2 separate regions of the Homo sapiens genome follow, and region 1 is linked to region 2. A link is a loop called in an ENCODE intact Hi-C map of the cell type or tissue named here. Cell type or tissue: endothelial cell of umbilical vein. All regions are shown on one strand.

The links. A loop is a pair of places that touch in the nucleus more often than their neighbours do. Peaks named below come from ENCODE experiments on the same cell type or tissue, not always from the same donor. Only the 100,000 strongest peaks of a DNase experiment are listed, where the experiment ranks them.
Region 1: a loop joins it to region 2, with 3 times the contacts of the local background. A loop is called at or near these places in 1 of 110 quality-filtered maps.

What each region holds. Positions count from the first base shown.
Region 1 is chr9:87,505,538-87,513,537 of GRCh38, reverse strand. The region is part of intron 2 of DAPK1 (death associated protein kinase 1); the gene reads right to left. Among named protein-coding and RNA genes, the nearest start is that of DAPK1, 12 kb to the right of the region's middle. In endothelial cell of umbilical vein, no CTCF peak of the experiment used is centred here; DNase peaks (open chromatin) are centred at 167 and 3,447; H3K27ac peaks cover 1,897 bases.
Region 2 is chr9:87,710,335-87,718,334 of GRCh38, reverse strand. No RefSeq gene overlaps it. Among named protein-coding and RNA genes, the nearest start is that of CTSL, 12 kb to the left of the region's middle. RefSeq lists an enhancer at 3,749-4,948. In endothelial cell of umbilical vein, no CTCF peak of the experiment used is centred here; DNase peaks (open chromatin) are centred at 2,024, 3,344 and 4,604; H3K27ac peaks cover 2,689 bases.

The DNA.
Region 1 (8,000 bases), 200 kb after region 2:
CCCCATTTCTTTCATGTCTTATTTCCAGTTTTCTCCAAGGAAGGCAAGGGTAGAGACATACATACATACCCACACTTGCACCCACCTGCTTACATTTTTACGTCGTCCACAAGAATCTGAATGAAGGAATGAAACCTCCAAGTCAAAACGCTCTCCTTGGCTGAACTCCAAAAAACATTTTTCCATGCTTCATCTCACTTCCTATTTAGGCTTTCCAATACTGTTGGTTGTGCAAAAGTCTGTCTATCCTACATGACTAGAAGCTTGCTGAGATAGAGGGCCCTGCCCAACACTGCAGCAAGATCATTCAGATATTCAATTAGCCCTTGAGGAATGAATAAATGATGGGCAAATATTACGGTTCAAATGACAGTTTCGTTTAACAGCCTATTTATGGTACCTGTTTATAGCTTATTTGTTGTCTATTTGTTAGTTCTCTTGATGTTTTACCTAAATTCACCTTATAGACCCAATTTCCAAGTATTTTCCTTTTCAGATTTTGTCAGTGTTATGTTACTTTTACAAACTAAAGATACCCACCCAACAAGCCCAAAGAACAAGAAATAATTCTTTAAAAGAAAGCAGCCTCTCGGCCAGGCATGGTGGCTCATGTCTGTAATCCCAGCACTTTGGGAGGCTGAGGTGGGTGGATCACCAGCCTCTGAGGTCAGGAGTTCGAGACCAGCCTGGTCAACATGGTGAAACCCTGTGTCTACTAAAAATACAAAAATTAGCTGGGCATGGTGGCACACACCTGTAATCCCAGCTACTTACTCTGAGGCAGGAGAATCTCTTGAACCTGGAAGGCGGAGGTTGCAGTGAGCCGAGATTACACCACTGTACTCCAGCCTGGGCGACAGGGCAAGACTCCGTCTCAAAAAAAAGAAAGCAGCCTCTCACACAGCAGCCATGTTTCTTGAACAAACTGGACCCCACTCCAGGGGAACAGAATGAGTACTTAGACATGTAAGTGGGCATTTACCCGCAGCAGCTGGCAGGGCCTCACCATTCAGTACATCCTAACAATCCAGCCTTTCAGCCACCAACCTAATGGGCTTTTCTTGGCACGGACAGTTCTGGCTTGGCAAAACACTCATTTTCACATCTTAAATTGGTACATGTCACAACTGAATGGAGCTTCAGGATCTGCTGTCTGTCTGACATGCTGCACAAGGCTTCTCTTGGTCAGGGACTCAGGTGTCCACACTCATCTCAGACTCCTTTCTCCATAAAGATCCATGAAAAAAAAAAATCAATTATTTGTATCCCTAATCAAATTCCCAGTGTCTTATTTGGCCACTTAAGATGGCTTTTAAGCCAGGTGTGTTGGCACATGCCTATAGTCCCAGCTATGCAGGAGGCTGAGGTGAGAGGATCACTTGAGCCCAGGAATTTGGGGCTGCAGTGAGCTATGATCACACCACTGTGCCTGGGTAACATAGCAAGACCTTGTCTCTAAAAAAATAAACAAACAAATAAATAAAAGATGGTTTCTCTTGAAAAAGCAAGCTAGAAAAATAAAATCAGGCCGGGCGTGGTGGCTCACACCTGCAATCCCAGCACTTTGGGAGGCCGAGGTGGGTGGATCACCTAAGGTCAGGAGTTTGAGACCAGCCTGGCCAGCATGGTGAAACCCCATCTCTACTAAAAATACAAAAAATTAGCTGGGTGTAGTGGCAGGCTCCTGTAATCCCAGCTACTTGGGAGGTTGAGGCAGGAGAATCGCTTGAAACCAGGAGGCGGAGGTTGCAGTGAGCCGAGATCGCGCCACTGCACTCCAGGCCGGGTGACAGAGTGAGACTCCATCTGGGAGAAAAAAAAACAAACCACAGACACACACACACACACACACACACACACACACACACAAAAGAAAAAGAAAATCTACCTTTCAGGAACTGAAGCACACTGCATTAAAAACACGAATTTATGTGCTCACATAGTCTCAGGTTCCCTGTAACACCAGGATGATATCCCTCAAAGCATTTCCAAGCAGCCTTCTTGCTGAGCAGCTAACTCCTCCTGGCTACAGAGCGGCTTTTAGTTGTCTCTGCTTCCTTAAATGCATCTCTTCCCATCTTAACAGATCCTCCTTAACATGAAGCTTTTCCCTCCCTTTCCCATGGTGTCTTGTGGACTTTGAAAAGGGTATCCCTTGAAGCTCTGCGTTCAGCAGCCAACTTTCAGATGCACAGCTAAATTCCTAGTCAATATGTTTCTTAGGAACCCTAAGCATCATCTAATGAGCACATAATAAGGTGGACTCACCAAGAGAGCTCGGCACATAAACTGAGTCCAGTCGGAAGGAGGCAAGGATACCTAGAAAAATGGAACAGACAAGCAAAGGCAAACTTGGCAGAATGAGCCCACCAGGCAAGCTGAGCCAAAGGAGAGACAGGCAGAGGAGAAGAGAGGGAGGAAGGATGAAACTGAGGAGAAGTGAGCCCTCACCCGCACTCTGCCTGTGGGAGGCCAGGGCAGGAATGAATGAAGAGGTAGGACCCGGGAACACAGATTCAGAAGCATGTTATACTGTCGCTCTCCCTCTCTCTCCCGTTCCTGCTCTGTCTTGTTAAATAGCGTCCACCTCTCAAGCACTTACTGTGTGCCTAGTACTGTGCCAAGCACTTTATACATATCACAGACATCCTCACAACCACCTTATGAATTAGCCGTGATGACTATCCCCATTTTACAGATGAGAAAAACTAAATCTCACAGAAGTCAAGTGACTTTCCCAAAGTAACAGCTAATGTGTTTTGTGGAGACAGGGATTTGGGTCCAAAGCCCTGAAACACTGTTCTAATTTCTGCATATGTACCTTTATAAGGCAACGAAATAAACATGGCTTACCGTGCACTTAGCTGAATTCCAACCAACACCAGAGACAAAAGGCCATGTTCTCTACCCTCAGAAAACTCACAGTCCACAGGGGAAGCCAATAATCCCACGCATAAGTCCCCTGTAATAAGAATGCCAAGTGGCCAGTTATCTACTCCAAATCGTGAAGGAATACAGGAAATCAGAGCAGGAGCCTTCCTGGAGGAGTAGCCTAGGACATGCTCTGGAGAGGTTGCCAGGAGAAACCGGCTGGGCCATTTCGCATGTGTATTTCCTTCTCATTCTCCAGGTTATTATAACTTCTCTCAATGCAGATAAGCATTATCTGCACTAAAGAGAATGTTGCTTCTAAAAGACCTACAAAATGATGGTTCATATTAATGAGTAATATTCTTAAAACAGGATCTACTCATTCAATGCCCAAATCACACTGAACAAAACCAAGGGACTTCCTGCTTCTCCATGGCCACGAGGCTGACATTACCCTGTCTGCTCCATACGTGTCAAGCGTTATCTCTTCCAGCCAACGAAGGGGTGGGGAGGAACGCACAGACTGACAACGTTTCATCCTGTAGATATTCCACTTGTGCTAATTCACTTCCTCTCCCAAACAATTGAAACGGATGCCTGAGGCTGTATGTAATGGAATATACGATGGAGCCTGGGGCACACCCTTATCGATTCTAAATGGGCGAACTGTAAATATATTCTGTTTAGTCCATCTATAGTGACTTAGTCAGAAAAAGGGCAAAAGCGGCCTGGCCGTGAGCTCACTGGTGCCACTGCCTCCATGAATGGCAAAGGAACGGAGCAAGTGAGAAAGAGGCCTCCTCCATGTGCTGTGGTGCAGAAGGAAAAGAAACCGCGATCATCTGACGCCAGAAGAGCTCCCAGGAATGAAATCTGTGAAAGATTCTGGCATCACTCCCAGCAGTTCACACACTGACTGTAGAGACTTTGAATGGCAAAGCCAATATCTAGGAAGACAATTTTCTATATTCCCATCCCAAGTGCACAGAAGAAAACGCTGGCAGGATGGCCGGGCGCGGTGGCTCACGCCTGTAATCCCAGCATTGTGGGGGGCCGAGGCGGGCGGATCACCTAAGGTCAGGAGTTCAAGACCAGCCTGACCAACATGGAGAAACCCCATCTCTACTAAAAATATAAAATTAGCGGGGCGTGGTGGTGCATGCCTGTAATCCCAGCTACTCGGGGGGCTGAGGCAGGAGAATCGCTTGAACCCGGAGGCAGAGGTTGTGGTGAGCTGAGATTGCGCCATTGCACTCCAGCCTGAGCAACAAGAGGAAAACTCCATTTCAAAAAAAAAGAAAAGAAAATGCTGGCAGGCTGTGCTTTCAATTATACTGATTTATAGGCCAATGAAATATTATTTTAAGGTAATAAATAACTTTTTAGCGCTTTTTGCCTTACCAAATTCCTAAGGACAGCTCTTCTGTGTATTATATACCATTCAGCATCTCCAACATGAGCAGCACCCATTAAAAGTCTGTTCTCTACAGGATACGTATACCTGCAGCGCCTGTAGCTTTGTTTTTATAAAGCCAAACAGCTTGTAATTCCTAGTCTATTAAATATTACACTCCAAAGGTTGCAGCCTTTCATCACTTTCCCAGAGACACACATTTCTGCTGCTTACCCATAAACCACAGATGGCCTCAAAAATTGAGCTTTACACAGAGGAGGCAAAACAATTTCGAAAAACTTCTCAAAGGAGGGTGGAAATATCGGAACTGAATCAACACTAAATTCTGACCTCTTCTCTCTGCCTGTCCCATGGTATCCTTCCGCCACTTTTTTTCTTGCATTGCTTTAGGTGTACCTATCCTCTCTGAGGCAGCCCAGTCCTGGATAGACATATGAGGTGCTAGGCAGACAGACAGGCAGCTCAAAGGAAAATCTAATCATTTTCATGAATGGGGAAAAAAAAGAATGGCATTGATGACTTTCTCTACATGTCTTTTTCACCTGGAAAATTCTATACTGTGGGTCAGGTGTCAGGGGTTGTAGTAAGGTCTCAAAAATCCTGACAATCGTGGCCGGGCACGGTGGCTCACGCCTGTAATCCCAGCACTTTGGGAGGCCGAGGTGGGCGGATCACGAGGTCAGGAGATAGAGACCATCCTGGCTAACACGGTGAAACCCTGACTCTACTAAAAATACCAAAAATTAGCCAGGTGTGGTGGCGGGCACCTGTAGTCCCAGCTACTCGGGAGGCTGAGGCAGGAGAATGGCGTGAACCCGGGAGGTGGAGGTTGCAGTGAGCCGAAATCGCGCCACTGCACTCCAGCCTGGGCGACAAAGCAAGACTCCGTTTAAAAAAAAAAAAAAATCCTGACAATCTTTCTAAGGTGAAAAGGAAAAGTTGGACCAGTGCGGCGACTCACACCTGTAATCCCAGTACTTTGGGAGACCGAGGAGGGCAGATCACCTGAGGTCAGGAGTTCCAGATCAGCCTGGCCATCATGGTGAAACCCCGTCTCTACTAAAAACACAAAAATTAGCCGGGCGTCGTGGCGGGTGCCTGTAGTCCCAGCTACTCAGGAGGCTGAGGCAGGAGAATCACTTGACTCAGGAGGCAGAGGTTGCAGCGAGCCAAGAGCATGCCACTGCACTCTAGTCTGGGTGACAGAGCGACACTCCGTCTCCAAAAAAAGGGAAAAGTTTATACAGTTTCAAAAGTAAAAGCAATGAACTAAGACATAACTATTCAACAATGAAAAGTAGTTCATTTTTGTAGGTGAAAATTTATAATATCAACTGCACTTAAAATATTTGCCAGCCAGCCTCATTCATCACATATTTCCTAAATAAGAATAATCAGGCAGTTTTGACAGAAAAATAAAATGTGTCCCAAAAGAAGTCCGTACCTCGAGCCAAATTTCCCAGCCAAAACCCATCAGGCTTATGAATATAAGTGCCATCAATATAAACTTTTCACACTTCAGAGATCGGCAGTTTACAAGCATTCATTTGCTCAAACATTATGTTCTTCGTCCAAAGTTGTATGTGTTTATAAAGGGAAAAAAAAAATCAACAACATTCTCCCAACCTCCTTCCCTCCCCTCCCCACCACTCTGGCATCTCTAATTATATGTTAGGTTACTGAATAAAATTTTTCAAGCTCACAACTGAAACATCGAAAGGTAGTACATAAGGTAAAAGCCCCGTGAACACCAGATGCGGTGGCTCATGCCTGTAATCCCAACACTTTGGGAGGCTGAGGCGAGCAGATCACCTGAGGTCAGGAGTTCAAGACCAGCCAGACTAACATGGAGAAATCCTCTAAAAATACAAAATTAGCCAGGCGTGGTGGTGCATGCCTGTAATCCCAGCTACTTGGGAGGCTGAGGCAGGAGAATCGCTTGAACCCAGGAGGCGGAGGTTGCAGTGAGCCGAGATAGCGCCATTGCATTCCAGCCAGGGCAACAAGAGCGAAATTCCGTCTCAAAAAAAAGGCCCCATGATCACTTCTCAGAAGTAAGCAACATTATACTTCAATGACCACAGTGTGATCCATATGCCACACCAGCTGTCAATGTCACCTAAAGACCAAAGTGACAAACCCGCGTCACTATTGGACCACGCTTGTCAGGTATCTCCAGAGATTAGTTACTATCACATGATTGTTTTGTTTTGTTTTGGATTGGGACAGAAGATAAAACACAACTATTTTAGGTTTTAGATTTTTTATTTGTAAAAACCCACCCAGCACATTAACTCTAGAGCTGGGATACAACTGTACTTACCTAAGAAAGATTTAATAGTTAGAGAAAGTTAGTTTAAATCCATTTTAGTTAGATGATGTGGAAAATCGGAGTGTCAACTTCTTTTTTCTTCCACCTTCTTCTAACTGCACCTTTAAAAAAATTCGTTTATAATAGAATGTACCCAAAGTCATACACTGAATTTATTATAATTGTACTGTCATATAACCTCTTTCAAGGCCGAGAAAGGATGCATTCCATTTGTATAATTTACCCCAACAAACCAGAACAAAACAATTAAATATTATCTTCCACATAAAGTCTCAAACAATCACACACCAACTCTAAGCTAGCCAGACTAGTTGTTGCGTAAGGAAATGAGAAACTGTTGGTCAGTGGCAGGTAGGTGCACGGGTCAGAGACAAGACTCTTAGACATTACATAACTCAAAAGTTAAATAACAATGAAAGTGTTTTTGGAGTTTTCTAAAAAGGTAAACCATTAACTTGGGACTTGAATAAAACTACGCCACATGTTGACATCATTCCAAACTGCAAGGCTGAAGCCATTTGGAAAAGGAAAGAAGGTCCCAGTGTGTCGTTAAGGCCTGCGAAAGTTCTGAGCTCAAAGGGCAGACCCTGTTGCCTTTGGCTGGGCTTCAAATGAAAACCTTCCATGAAGGGTCTACTATTTATCCCTAACCATTTTCTCCATGCAGATGCTGAAATAAATTGGCGCCAAATGGCTGCCTACTTCACCTCTCTTAAATATCAACTTCATCTGGCTTTCAAAGATGGAAAACTGCCAAATCCTAAATAGCACAGATAATGAAATAGGCCTGGCCCTGGGTTCTGGGTCCATGTCTTGCCACCTTTTAATCAGCTGCCTGGAGAAAGCCACTTGACCTGTCTAAACACAGGTGGATAAAATGTGAAGGGAGGCAATGCTGGTCACTCAGCCTTCTTCCAGGTCAAAGTCCCGGCCAGGCACAGCGAGAGGCTGACGCTTATAATCCCAGCACTTTGGGAGGCCGAGACGGGCGGATCACTTGAGGTCAGGAGTTCAAGACCAGCCTAGCCAACATGGCGAAACCCCACCTCTACTAAAAATAAAAAAATTAGCCAGGTATGGTGATGCATGCCTATAATTCCAGCTATTTGGAGGCTGAGACAGAGAATCACTTGAACTGGGGAGGCAGAGGTTGCAGTGAGCCAAGATCGCCCCACTGCACTCTAGCCTGGGCAACAGAGCAAGACTTCGTCTCCAAAAATGCAAAAGGCCAGGCACAGTGATTCATGCCTGTAATCCCAGCACTTCGGGAGGCCGAGGAGGGTGACTCACGAGGTCAGGAGTTCAAGACCAGCCTGGCCAAGATGGTGAAACCCCGTCTCTACTAAAAATACAAAAAATAAGCCAGGCACGGTGGCAGGCGCC
Region 2 (8,000 bases):
ATGGGAGGAGGGGTGGCTCCCTGGACAATGAAAGAGACTAGATTTAGGGGAGTGCGATCCAAGCCAAATTTATTTCAAGAAGATTAAAGGAATATGATAGTTCTGGAAAGCATACTGGAGTAATGAAGCCCAATAGCCGGGGTACTGCATGGGTGAAACAGAAAGGGGCTAATTAGTTCCCAGAAAATGGGAGGAAATGGTCAAGTGTTGATGAAGCCTGAAGTTTACAACCTCTCCTTAGGCCTATACTATAATTCCCATGGCCACATTCTCATGTTCAGTTTTATTCAGGCACTAACAAGGACAAAGGTTGACAAACATAGAAAAGGAATGCTAGAATCTCTTTAATGGTGTGGACATTCTCTTCATCAGCCTCATGAACTCAGATTTGGGATGATGCTTCCTGGCTGGTGCTGTTCTTCCCCACACCTTGTCTTCCTCCTAGCTGACTTCTCTGCATCACTTGCATGGCGGAGTGTTCAGGGAACTTGAGGGATCTACACACTCTATGTACAGACCTCATCCAGGCTGTGCCAAATAGTATTTTAGAATGGTCAAGGTTTAGTGCCCAGGATCACCCATCCAGAGGCTTTGCAAGGGTTGGACAGACATGGCCCTGAGAGAGCCCATGGCTTGATGAGCTGAGTGCAGGCTGAAGTTCAGGCCCCACAGGCCCTCCCTCTAGCAACTCTGAGCAATCTACATAGTCTGCATGAGCAGACAGATAATCTGCTGCTGCATACAGGACAAACAGAGCTCACCCCTGCTCACTAAGGCTCACCTCCTAGGATGCCTCCTAGGCAGGCAGAAGTTAAGGCTGGCTTGCCACACTCACATTCTAGGACCAGGGACCTGCACCTGCCCTTGCTACGCTGACCAGTCTCCCAGGCTGTCACCACTGCCCTTGGAAGAGCTCACACTGCTGATATTCCAATCTCCTTTCTTGCTCTTGCCAAGAGGTGGCAAGAGGGTCTCCTTATTCACCTGCCCACTGAAAACCAAAATTTTTTTTTTATTATAGTAAAATAGACGTAACATAAACTTGACCATTTTCACTATTTTTGAGAGCGGCATGAAGTTCATCGCATTGTTGTGCCACCATCACCGCCATCCATCTCCAGAACTTTCTCTTCATCCCAAACTGAAACTCCTAACCCATTCAACAGTAAATCCTCATATCCTTTTCTCCTAGCCCCTTAATTTAAAATGGATAAGGATAGTATTTTTGAAATAATAATGTTTATTTCCTGTTGACTTTCTTATTGACAATCTGCCCTTGATACAGGCAGAGGTATCCATTGTCTTGGGAATAGTTAAGATTGTGAAAGGGGAAATGGAATGAAAAAGAGCCAAATGTTTGGGGTTTAGCTTCTATTAATAAAACAAAATTTTTGAGACCCTGGCTTTCAGCAAAAAGCCAGTCTTTATAAACAGAGGCAAATGTCCTTCCAAATTCCAACAGGCTCCTGGGAAGCTGGGTGGGCACTCAGGATGGCCTCGCTCCAGGTCACCTTGCCTTGCGCCACTGTCTTTAGGAGTGAAAACAATCCATAAGCAGCATCATAGCTGTGCCAACAAATAGTGGGGCGGGTATCGTGGAGGAGGATTCAAGGCGTCTTTATAGCCTGGAAGACAGAACAAGGGATGAGAAATACAGGTGGTAAGTGTCAGCTCACGTAGGAATTAAAATCTGCTTTTCCAATCCTCCATCTCTGGGACCATTTGAGCGGAGACCGACTGACCCTCATATTTCATGGCGGGTGATGCTCTGGCTGAACTTCGAGACATCCCATTTCCTCCTGACTGTTGGATCCTATGCCCCTATGTTAAGAGCAACCAGAAATACTGTGCTTCCTAAAGTGTGGCCCTCCCGCAGGGACCTTGGGTAAGTTTCAGTGTTCAGGGGATGGAATAAACATTGTCATGAAATATGTCATGAGACGGGGCCTGAGGGCTTTTCCTGAACTTCTATGCATAGCAAAGAGCAAAGGCTCCTGAGCAAACAAAACACAGCAATAAACCTTTAGAGTCATGTTGCCCATGGTGAACTTTTCACAATTCCAGGGAAATGGAGAAAAATGAAGAGCACTGGGTAATTTTTTTCCCCTAAGATTAAGTTATTCCATTGAAAGGAATGTTAATTATTCTAGGACTGTAACCTTCCCACTTTCTCTCTCTCTTTTGTTTCCTTCCTTCCTTGCCTTCCTTGCTGCTTTTTTTTTTTTTTTTTTTTTTTTTTTTTGCTCTGTCTTGCTCTGTTGCCCAGGCTGGAGTGCAGTGGCACAATCTCGGCTCACTCCAGCCTCTGCCTCCCGGGTTCAAGTGATTCTCGTGCCTCAGCCTCCCCGGTAGCTGGGATTACAGGAGCGTGCCACCATGCCTGGCTAATATTTGTATTTTTAGTAGAGACAAGGTTTCGCCATGTTGGCCAGGCTGGTCTTGAACTCCTGGCCTCAAGTGATCTACCCGCCTCGACCTCCCAAAGTAATGGGATTACAGGCGTGAGCCACCGTGCCCCGCCCTTCCTTGCTGCTTTAATTTTTTTCATTTGGAATTTTTTTCTCTATTTATTAATTTCTTTCTTTCCTTCTCTTTCTTTTGGGGCACTATGATTGGTGACAGCATTGGATAGTTATTGTAGTTTCTGTGTTCTTTGCAAAACAAAGTGTCAGAGTGTCAGTCCTCCATGTTCTTTATAAAAGTTTGCTATTTCATAACATTCCCAAAGTGTGGGAACCACTGGCAATAGCAAGGCGTCTCAAGGTTTAAGAGTCAGTTAAAAAAAAAAAAAAAAAAAAAAAAAGGCGGCCAGGCACGGTGGCTCATGCCTGTAATCCCAGCACTTTGGGAGGCCAAAGTGGGCGGATCATGAGGTCAAGAGATCGAGACCATCCTGGCCAACATGGTAAAACCCCGTCTCTACTAAAAATACAAAAATTAGCCAGGTGTGGTGGTGCGTGCCTGTAGTCCCTGCTACTCAGGAGCCTGAGGCAGGAGAATCACTTGAACCTGGGAGGCAGAGGTTGCAGTAAGCCGAGATCGCACCACTGCACACCAGCCTGGCGACAGAGTGACAGAGCAAGACTCCATTTCACAAAAAAAAAAAAAAAAAAGCTACTCTTTATTGAAAATAGCTTTAAGGGGCAGAGAGAAGTTATAAGATTCCTTTTTATTTCTCATTTTCAAATAAAAAATGAAAATAGTAATTCCAAAATGACAAGAGAGAATCTATTCAAGCGTTTAGTGTACTTTTGCCTGGCTTATGGAGGGATAAGATAAAAATGTCACTGGGTGAAAACAATGAGATAAATTCACAGCTGGGAACATTGCACAATATCACCAGTGTTGCATGTTTGCTCAGTAGCTGGCTGTTCTCCATGTCAGCAGGATGTATGTGGCTTGTTTTGACTCCAGGTCCTCCAGGAGTATGTGTCCAACCACCAAGGTGGGCAGCAGAGTTTGGAGGCCAAATCCTTTGGTACCTGGAGCGGGATAGCAATGGAACCACACAGAGAATGGCCCAGAGCACTGGGAAGGGTGCCTTCTCAGCAAAAGGCACCTGCACAGAAATTCAGCCCATAAAGCCAGGCAGAGAAGGACATGAATGACAATTGGATAATGAGTGTTGGCATTAAAAAGCATTTAAAATAAGTCACTAGACAATTAAACTTGCAATGTCAGAAAATCTTACAGCTTATGTATAATCAAATGAAACTAAACTTGATAGAGTGTTCACCAGATTTGACAGTAATCTTTAAAATTTATGACATTGCCTGTAATGGGTTTTGAAGCTCAAAGTTTTCTAAACTGGTAATAAATGTAATTATTGAGTAATTAATCTCTTGTGATGGTGGAAAGAATGAATTTTTTCCGTTCTTGCTAAAAGAGTAAGATTATAAAAGCTGTTATATGTAGCAAAAAATTTGGTAAAAATTATTATAAAGTGTGTTAGCCATTGATTAATAAAATAATGTTTTTCTGGAAGAAAAGAAAACCAGATAGAGTGCAACATAAATGCAAAGTTTTGCTCAGCAATTAATGTTTTCTCTTTTTGGATTTTAATTGTTATGTGCCGACAGCCCAAAAAGCCACATATATCATGTCCAGTCCGAAATACAGAAAAAAATGTGCATAAAGATGTTTAGCCCAGCTTTGTTTTCAACAGGGAATAACGCCTGAGTGTTTCACAGTAGGGAATTGGGATATGACAATATTATTATAGCATTTTGCAGCCGTTAAAAGGAATGTTTCTGAAAAGCTTCTAATAACATTGTAAAAAAGCTGTGTCATAATCTTCCGTTTAAAAAAAGCAGGGTATAAAATTGAACACTTCATATGATTTCAGCTACATTAAAACATGTCTAGAAAATACAACCAAAGGGAATAAAAACTTTCATTGCCTCAAATTACCCCAAAGGGAAAGGGCAGCCCATGGCCAGGAAGGGCCAGCCTCAGAAGGACTGAAGTTGCTGACTTGTGCCTACGGCGGCAGCAGCTGCTGGTTTCTCCTTCCATGTTAATCTGGGTCACAGAATCTCGTGATTTACAGAAGCAGCTCTGGCTCATTCTTGGGTGACTGGCCTGCCTTCTTGGAAGACAGGATGATGCTCATCAACGCTGGCTGTGACGCAACCTGAGGACTCTGCAAACCTCCCGTGGGGTCACACACTGGGGCAGAAGCCCCAGCATCTGAGTGTCCGCTTTGAGGATGGAGCGAGTGGGATGGGTGAGGCAGAGAGGAAGAAACTTCTCCGGATGTCCTGGTTAGTCACCCTGATTGTGGGAAATGCACACTCATGGCTGAATCAGCAAGAATCAAGTCTCTTGGTCAGAAAAAAAAGCCATTATGGCCTAAGAATCTCTCATGACACACACACACACGACACACCACACACACACCACACCCCCCCCACACACACACCACACACACACCACACACCAAACACACACACCACACACCAAACACATACACACCACAAACACCACACACCAAAAACACACACACCGCACATACACACATCACACACACCACACACACCAGATACACACATGCACACACCACACACACCAAACACAACACACACCACACATATACACATACATATGCCACACATATGCGCACACCCCACACACACACCACACACGCACACACCACACACAACCATACCACATGCACACCACACACGCACACACCCTACACACCTCACACACACACCACACACACATCACATAAACACACACCACACACACCCCCACACACACCACATGCACACACACCACACACACAAAGCACACACACATGCACACACATCACACACACACATATATGCACATACCAAAGACACAGACTTACCCCCATATATACATGTGTATACACATGCGCAATACACATATACACATGTGCATATGCACACTAACTCTGCTACACATATGCACATGACACACGCACATACATTAATATACATGTACACAAATGCACACATTTATGCACAAAATACAGATGCATACACCTGCATATCCGTGTACTCTCATGACACACACATGCACACACACATACAGACTGCAGTGTAATATACTTAGTAGAATAGGATGAGGGGCCCTCAGTTGGGGTCAGATGGCCTGATGCTTAGTCTGAATTGTTAATAATTGAACTGTGTAATTTTGCCTGAATCTTTTCATCTCTGCTTCCAGCTGCCAGAGTGCGGTTGACTCAAACCATCTGGAAGTTCTCTTTAGTTGTAAAATTCTGTGATTTCAATGGAAAAGATGGTATCATTCATCCAGAGCTCACCTGAGCTCCTTCTCTCTACCCTGAGGAGAATCCTGGGGGCTGGAGTCACAGCATAGGGTGCTTGGGAGGCCGTCCTCACCCAGCACCAGCCCCAAGAGTGTTGCCACCAGGGATAGCCCAGCGTCCCCGAGGACCTCTGCTGTGGGCATTCCTGTGGCTTCTTCCCCCTCACACCCACACACTTCTTCCCTCCTTTCTGATAAAGAATCAAGAATTTGCCGTGGGAGCAAATAGGCAGGAACCAGCAAGCTTCTGAGGCCCAGCGCTTCCAGGAAGAGATCAGCAGCTGTCTGTCCTGAAGGTATTTCCAGGGTTCCTTTCTGCTCAGCGGAGGTGGAAGGGAGCTCACTGCTCCTTAACTCTCCCTGTCAGAGGTGCCCCTGGTCCACCCTCTCTGGCCATGGCATTCATTTAGGGCAGACAAGCGGTTCCTGTCCTGAGTCAACATCTGGAAGCCACCAGGCCCTGGGCTGGGAGGATTTGGAGCCTGTCATCAGCATGTGACTTTTGGTTGTGATGCTACAGTCTGACCTCACCCTCAGGTTGCCACCCAAAGCCCAGCTATGCTCCAGATCGCTGAAGATTGCCCTTGAGAGCAAATTCCTCAGGCAGCTGTGGAGCTGAGCCCTGAGGACTCAGTGAGCCAGGGCTGGGCCCTCACCCTCACACTATTCCTCATAAACAGTTCAGTTTAAGTTCTCAGGAATGCATAGTCCTGCAAAGACTGTGGCGCTGGGTCTCAAATACGAATTCAAACTAAAAACAAAACCCTCTGCCAATCAAAAGAGGAAAGAAGCCAAACAGAACTCTCACTTCTTCCCCCTCTGAGGACCACTTTAAAGTTTTTTTTTTTTTGAAATAACAAATATTAAATTCTTTAAAAAGCAATCAATCCCTTTTCCTGTTCCCCTTTTCTGGGGGGCTCCGCTTGGCTGAGCTGCTCTAAATACAGTAGGTAGTCTTGTACATTACTCTGCCAGCTTTATTGTTACCTGGACATTTTTAGGTTTCAGCTTTATCTTTTTAGTTTTTTTTTTTTTTTTAAAGAAAACTGTGGTAATATAGAGAAACACAAAATTTACTACTTTACCCAACTTGAACTGCACAGATCAGTGGCATTCAATACATTCATATTGTTGTGCCATCATCACCATGCCCTCCAGAAACTTTCTTCATCTTGCAAAACTGAAATCATCTTTTAATTCATTCATTCGTTTATTTTGAGATGGAGTCTCGCTCAGTCGCCCAGGCTGGAGTGCAATGGAGCAATCTCATTTCACTGCAACCTCTGCCTCCCGGGTTCAAGCAATTCTCCTGCCTCAGTCTCCTGAGTAGCTGGGATTACAGGCGCCCCCTCACCACGCCCAGCTAATTTTTTTGTATTTTTAGTAGAGACAAGGTTTCACCATGTTGGCCAGGCTGGTCTCGAACTCCTGACCTCAAGTGATCTGCCTATCTTGGCTTCCCAAAGTGCTAGGATTACAGGTGTGACCCGCCACGCCCGCCTCCATCTTTTTATTCTTTTTTTTTTTAGACGTAATTTTTGCGCTTGTTGCCCAGGCTGGAGTGCAGTGGTGCGATCTCAGCTCACTGCAACCTCTGCCTCCTGGGTTCAAGTGATTCTCCTGCCTCAGCCTCCTAAGTAGCTGGAATTTCAGGCACACACCACCATGCCTGGCTAATTTTTTTGTATTTTTAGCACAGACAGGGTTTCACCATTTTGCCCAGGCTGGTCTTGAACTCCTGACCTCAGGTGATCTGCCCACCTCCGCCTCCCAAAGTGCTGGGATTACAGGCATGAACCACTGCACCTGGCCCATCTTTTTACTCTTAATGAAAGCTTCCACTTCTAAGCTCAGATCTGCGCACTTCCCTCTTGGTTTTACAGCCCGGCTATTATCTAGCCATTGTTTATGCAAGAACAGCCACGCTGGGCCCCTCACTTTGGAGTGACTTTTCTGTGGTCACTCTATCAGGGCTTAGTAAGACCAGTGTGGACTCTGAACAGCGACAGGGCCAAATATAGTTTTATGATTTTTGTGAATCCTGTAGTTGTCACCCTAACAGCTTTTCTACAAAATAGACCAGCAAAATTTCCACCAAGTTCTGATTCCTTTTAGAAGGTGTAGGGGTTGAGATTTTGGAACCCATTGCAACTCCCACAAATGCCTTCAAGCCCACACCGTACTGGCTTTGGGTCCCTGGGATA